Regions from separate parts of the Homo sapiens genome. Here region 2 is linked to region 1. Evidence: chromatin loops called from intact Hi-C (ENCODE). Cell type or tissue: endothelial cell of umbilical vein. All regions are shown on one strand. Each heading gives the region's core, and the rest is flanking DNA. Links, peaks and the distances in the headings are about the cores only.

Region 1 (2,824 bases), core at 83-2,582:
GCTAGATCTTACTTTTGATAAATTATCAATCATTCTTATCAACTTTCTATCTGATCCATGACAAAATAGGAAATAATCTTTGAGTCAATATTTAATGCATTGCAGGGTTTACTATATTTAAAACAACTCTGGTATAAATCCTTTTATAAACTTGAGAGGGTTATAATATAAATAATTACTCCAAATTATAGCTTCACAATTTCTTAGACTGTGGATATGTTATAGTAGTAAAATGAACATATTCACTCATTTCTTGTCAAAACTAACTGGAAACATTTTCTTGCAATGATTGATATATAAGGACATTGAAACCCTAGTCAGTAGTTGAGACATTTCTAACTTTCTATCACAGATTTTTCACTTATTAAAAATAGTTTTTTATTGTTCACTGCTTTTCTTCTTGGGGGCAATTTATATCAAATTGCATGACTCGAACTTTGTTCAGGTTGAGAAATTGTGTATTTATGGTCAAAATATCTTCTCTTGTCTCTACGGCCTGTGTTTTATTTTTCTTTCTCTTTTTTTACATTCTCTTTCAGGTTCAATACTAAATGTGATGTCATTAAAGGGAAATTTTCTAAACAAATTTTAGAGAACTGAAGCAATTTCGTTGAAAGATTAGCTGCTACTAACACTTAAAATGTGAGATGTCCGTGCATCTTATATAGTCATTTGAATACATTAAATTTTTGAATCTCTAACAAAGAATGATTTAGTAAATTTTACATTAATAAAGTAAATGTTAATTAACAGACAATACTTAAAATGACTTCAAAATCTGCATGCTAATGTCAGCTCTTGGCAACAACAGTAAAAGTTGATTCATAAAAATGAGTCCTCAGGGTAGCTGCTTTTACGTAAACTGACTTCTCAAATGTATGAAAAATGGGAAGCATTGCTTCTTAGCTAAAACTTAATAAAGTGGTCACAGAAATGTCTTTCTGTGAAAAGGTAAGTTCTTAGGCTGTTTGGGCAAAGAGAATTCAAGGAAATGAACTCATCACTGCTGCCGCTTCTTGTCAAAATTTCATTGAAATGAATATAGTTCTTTTATCAAAATAAACATGACATGAATTCCAGAGCTCACTGTTCCTGTTTTTGCTGTTGGAGGTGCTGTTGGTTTTTCTTGCAGCTATAAATGATGCTGAAGGAATGCAGGCTAGAATCTAATGAATTTTATGCCGAGCAATCACAGAACCAGCATACTTTTCACTATCATCCCATTTATGGAAGGATTTTTGTTTTACAAAGCTATTGATACAGAAAAGTCTATAGAATTCGTGATGTTTGATCAAGCCTGGCAGGAAAAGTCTATCTTTTGGAGCACTGTACCCTCCAGTTACTGTATCTTTGTTTCTTTTGAAGATGTGAGAAATTGTATAGAAGGGGTGCTTTTTTAGGTAAGCTGATGGTAGTGCTAGATTATATTTAGAGGTATTTACTTAAGCACAAAGCTACTGGTGAAAGCCCAAGTGACTTATCACTCAGTAGAAAGATGAAGTAACAGGTTTTAACTCTGAAGACACTGCTACAAGATATGAAACGAAACAACTTATCCTTTTCAGGGAGAGTATTCATATTTACCAGAGAGAACAAAAGCCTAAAATACTAAGCTATTTGACTCAAAAAGGACTCAAAGCTCCAAGCCTTTGTTGAAAGTGCTTGTTCAGTGTAAAACCATTCCCGTGACTGTTTCTTTTTAATTTTTAATATTTTATTTCAATAGGTTTTTGTGGAATAGGTGGTGTTTGGTGACATGAGTAAGCTCTTTAGTGGTGATTTCTGATATTTTGGTGCACCCATCACTCGAGCAGCGTACACTGTACCCAATGTGTAATTTTTATCCTTTGCCACCCCCACCCTTTCCCCTGAGTCCCCAAATTCCAATGCATTATTCTTATTTGTAAGAGGTCAATAACTCAAATGATTTGATAAAAATCTTTTTGTGTACTCATCTTAGAAACAGAGACTAAAACTTGTTTCCAATGTATTACTTTGCGATGTTTTAAACAATGCCTCAGAAATATTTTATTTGGTGACCATATGGAACCTGACAGTGATTTGCATTTAAGGAGACTTCTTTAAAAACTGTTTGCATATAGAATAATTTAAGGGGGTCAGATTAAAGAGAGTTCCACACTTACGTTACTTCCATCCATTGTTTCAAGCCACAATTCAACCTTAGTTTCTGTTTTAGTTTTCTTTTTTTAATTAATAACACATAGAGCCAACTAGGCATGAGGCACTCTAAGGGAAGCGAAATGGAAAGAAAATGATTCTGCCTTTGAGGAGGTGCAATCTAACTGGGAAGAGAAGTCACAAATAATTGACTTTCTTGCTTGGTGTGTAAAATATGATAAAGCTGTACACATGGTTTATAGACGTGCTGATGGGTGTTGTAATGACCATTAATTCACTAACTCCATTTGGTTTTTAATATTTGGAAAATCATTAGGCAAGCTGCAGATGAGGGGCATATAACAATAGTATTTTGGACTATTAGTTGTGTGGTTCTCAATTTACTCTTTGCTGCTTTTAAAATACTTAGCAACACTGCTAGACCAAACATCAACGTTGTCTCTCTGTTTTTGTTTTTTTAAAGATTGATTTTGGTGTAAGTAATGAGATGGCAAAATTTCAAAGAAGCATACATGGGCTATTTTACCAGGTACATTAGAGTTGAGAACAATGTTGGTAGAAACCATTTTTGAATTAAGTACATTCATTGGTAAGTGTTCTTTTTCTTTTTTTTTTAATTAATAGGTTGGAAACTAGCATTTATAAAGTTAGTTATTTGAGCATTTTTGTGACTATCTGCTACTTT
Region 2 (2,824 bases), core at 310-2,809, 120 kb after region 1:
ATTCTCTCACTATTGTAATACAAGCTAATAAGAGCCAAATAAATCTCTGATCCTTTGGCTCACTCTGCCATTAAACACAAGCCATTGTAAAGTCATGAAAATTACCTGAGAAGGATGTGGAAAAACTGTTTTTTTCAGAAAAGACCAACCACAGTGATTAAAGGGATGAAAAAGATGACCTGCTTGAAAACTCTAAAGAACCCAGTATTATTTGAAAGAAGAGGAAGCTGAATGGTAACTTAATAACTATCTTCAGATTTCAACAGGACTACTACTTCTGTTTTATCCATTTCTATAGAGTTTGAAACTACTAAGGAATTATTCTGAAATCTTTCTGTAACTAGCATATTTGACTCATTTTATACTAATTATTATAACTTTTTTCCATTTAAAAAGTCTGAACTTGTATTTGGCATTCTTCCATTTGAAAGAATAAGTATTAGGAAGAGATAATCAAATAGTATTACTCTCTTTTTCTTCTTCTTATATATGAAAAGATGGTATTGTTTTTCTTGGCATAAACAACCTTTGACTTGTTCTTGCCATTTATCAGACTCAAAAATCTGTGGATTGAAGTCTTCTGTTACTTAGCTCCAGCTATGCTGTGAGTTATTATTGCCAAGCCTTAATAATATTGACAAAAAAGGGGGAAATAAACATGTTAGAAGTTAAATTGCATTCCTTGTTACTTTATAAACTGAAATAACAAGACTTGGAGTCATTATCTTGTAGATTTCTGGATAAAATTAATATGTAGGGCCTTTAACTTGTTTTGAATCTCTTAATGAACATTTTCTATGTGAGAAGTATTGTTTAGTGCTAGGTTTTTGGGTAAAAGAGAAAAAAAGAGAAAGAGTAAGACAGGATATCAGAGCTCAAGATGCTTCTAATCTGGTGGTAAAGATAATTTAATGAATTAGAGGTCGGTAAGCAACACCTAATCATATACATGTGTAGTACCTCAAGGGAAACACAAATCCTGCTTGGGCAAGAACACTGAGATAGATGTCTAAACAGGATTTCTTGTTTTTAACTCTCAAGTTTCACAATAACATAGCTCAGTTCGTTTTAGTGCCCCCGTCTACTCTCAAACTCCATCCCCGACATATTTTCATCAGACTATTCTTTCTTTCTCTTTGTTGAGTTGGTTTTTGCTTTGTTGTTCTTATATCTGAGTTTCTCCTTACTTATAAATTTTTTTTACAACTTTTCACCTGCCAAAGCCTCAATTTTATCTCGTTTCTGCTAATTGCATTCTTTTATTTCCTGCTTTTATGAGCCACTCTCCTATAAAATTTCTCAATTTAAATTCCAGAGAAGGAACTTCTGATTATCCCCACTTAGCTTCATACCGTATTATGTCATAGGTCCCAAGCCAATGCTTGGGTCAGAAGCCAATATGCATTCAATTTAGACTTACTCATTATGGCTTCTCCTGCAACAGGAACTGTGGTCCTGGCAGTTTCCTCTGGAATGAGATAAGGCATAGCAAGTATCGTAATGTGCTGTTAAATTTTGAAGAAAGTATGGAATTTGAAAAATTGAAAAGAAAAAGATAAGGATTGAAGGAACATTTGGAGACAACCCAGATATGCTGATGAACACAGTGAGGATAGGGCTTGGAGAGATCTACTTTATCTAGGGAGAAAGCATGCTCAGTAGTGGAAACACTTCTGGTTAGGCAGGGTGAGAACAGGAACTAGCAGCTCTCTAAAGCAAGCCAAGACTTTAGACTGATTGTTCTTGAGTCCATAACTTAACAAACAATAGTTAAGGGAATTTAGTTGTCCTATGTGCCTATTAAATAACTGGATAGGGGTTTTAAAATCATTTTTTAAAAAAGCAATTAAAAATACCTTTCATTTTGATTAGTAAGGGAATTTTTTAAAGAGAAACTCAGGACATATTTGACTGTAGGAAGAGATTATACTCCTTTCACTTAGAAAAATACATAACACTGGAGGAGCTAGATGTGATAAACCAGGAAATAGAAAAAGTGCCATTGTAAGTATAGACAGATATCGGGGGAAATTCAGCCAGATATTGGGCAAAATTCACCCCCGATATTTCATGTAGGTTCTTTTCTATTTTCCCTAAGCATCAGCCGGTTTGAGAAATAAAGGGACAGAGTATAACAGAGAGAAATTTTAAAGCCAGGTGTCTGGGGGAGACATCACATGTTAGTAGGTTCCGTGATGCCCCACAAGCTGTAAAACCAGCAAGTTTTCATTAGGGATTTTCAAAAGAGGAGAGAGTGTACGAATAGGGTGTGGGTCACAGAGATCACGTACTTCACAAGGTAATAGAATATCACAAGGCAAATGGAGGCAGGGCGAGATCACAGGACCACAGGACCGGGGCGAAATTAAAATTGCTAAGGAACTTTCAGGCACCATTGTCATTGATAACATCTGTCAGGAGACAGGGTTTGAGAGCAACCGGTCTGACCAAAACTTATTAGGCGGGAATTTCCTCGTCCTAATAAGCCTGGGAGCGCTATGGGAGACTGGGGCTTATTTCATCCCTACAGCTCGACCATAGAAGATGGCCACACCCAAGGGGGCCATTTTAGAGGCCCACCCTCAGGGGCGCATTCTCTTTCTCAGGGATGTTCCTTGCTGATAAAAAGAATTCAGTAATATTTCTCCCATTTGTTTCTGAAAGGAGAAATATGGCTTTGTTCCACCCGGCTCACTGGCGGTCAGAATTTAAGGTTATCTCTCTTATTCCCTGAACATTGCTGTTATCCTGTTCTTTTTTCAAGGTGCCCAGATTTCATATTGTCCAAACACACATGCTCTACAATTTGTGCAGTTAACGCAAT

The links. Hi-C counts contacts between places; a loop is a spot of excess contacts. Peaks named below come from ENCODE experiments on the same cell type or tissue, not always from the same donor. Only the 100,000 strongest peaks of a DNase experiment are listed, where the experiment ranks them.
Region 2: a loop joins it to region 1, with 7 times the contacts of the local background. A loop is called at or near these places in 1 of 110 quality-filtered maps.

The regions. Positions count from the first base shown.
Region 1 is chr3:106,860,527-106,863,350 of GRCh38, reverse strand. No RefSeq gene overlaps it. Among named protein-coding and RNA genes, the nearest start is that of LINC00882, 380 kb to the left of the region's middle. In endothelial cell of umbilical vein, for the core only: a CTCF peak has its summit at 1,111; a DNase peak (open chromatin) is centred at 1,100; H3K27ac peaks cover 215 bases.
Region 2 is chr3:106,744,246-106,747,069 of GRCh38, reverse strand. LOC105374029 (a long non-coding RNA gene) reads left to right here. Exons shown (of 4, transcript XR_001740467.2): 1 at 1-234. Among named protein-coding and RNA genes, the nearest start is that of LINC00882, 490 kb to the left of the region's middle. In endothelial cell of umbilical vein, for the core only: no CTCF peak of the experiment used is centred there; DNase peaks (open chromatin) are centred at 589 and 1,519; H3K27ac peaks cover 2,351 bases.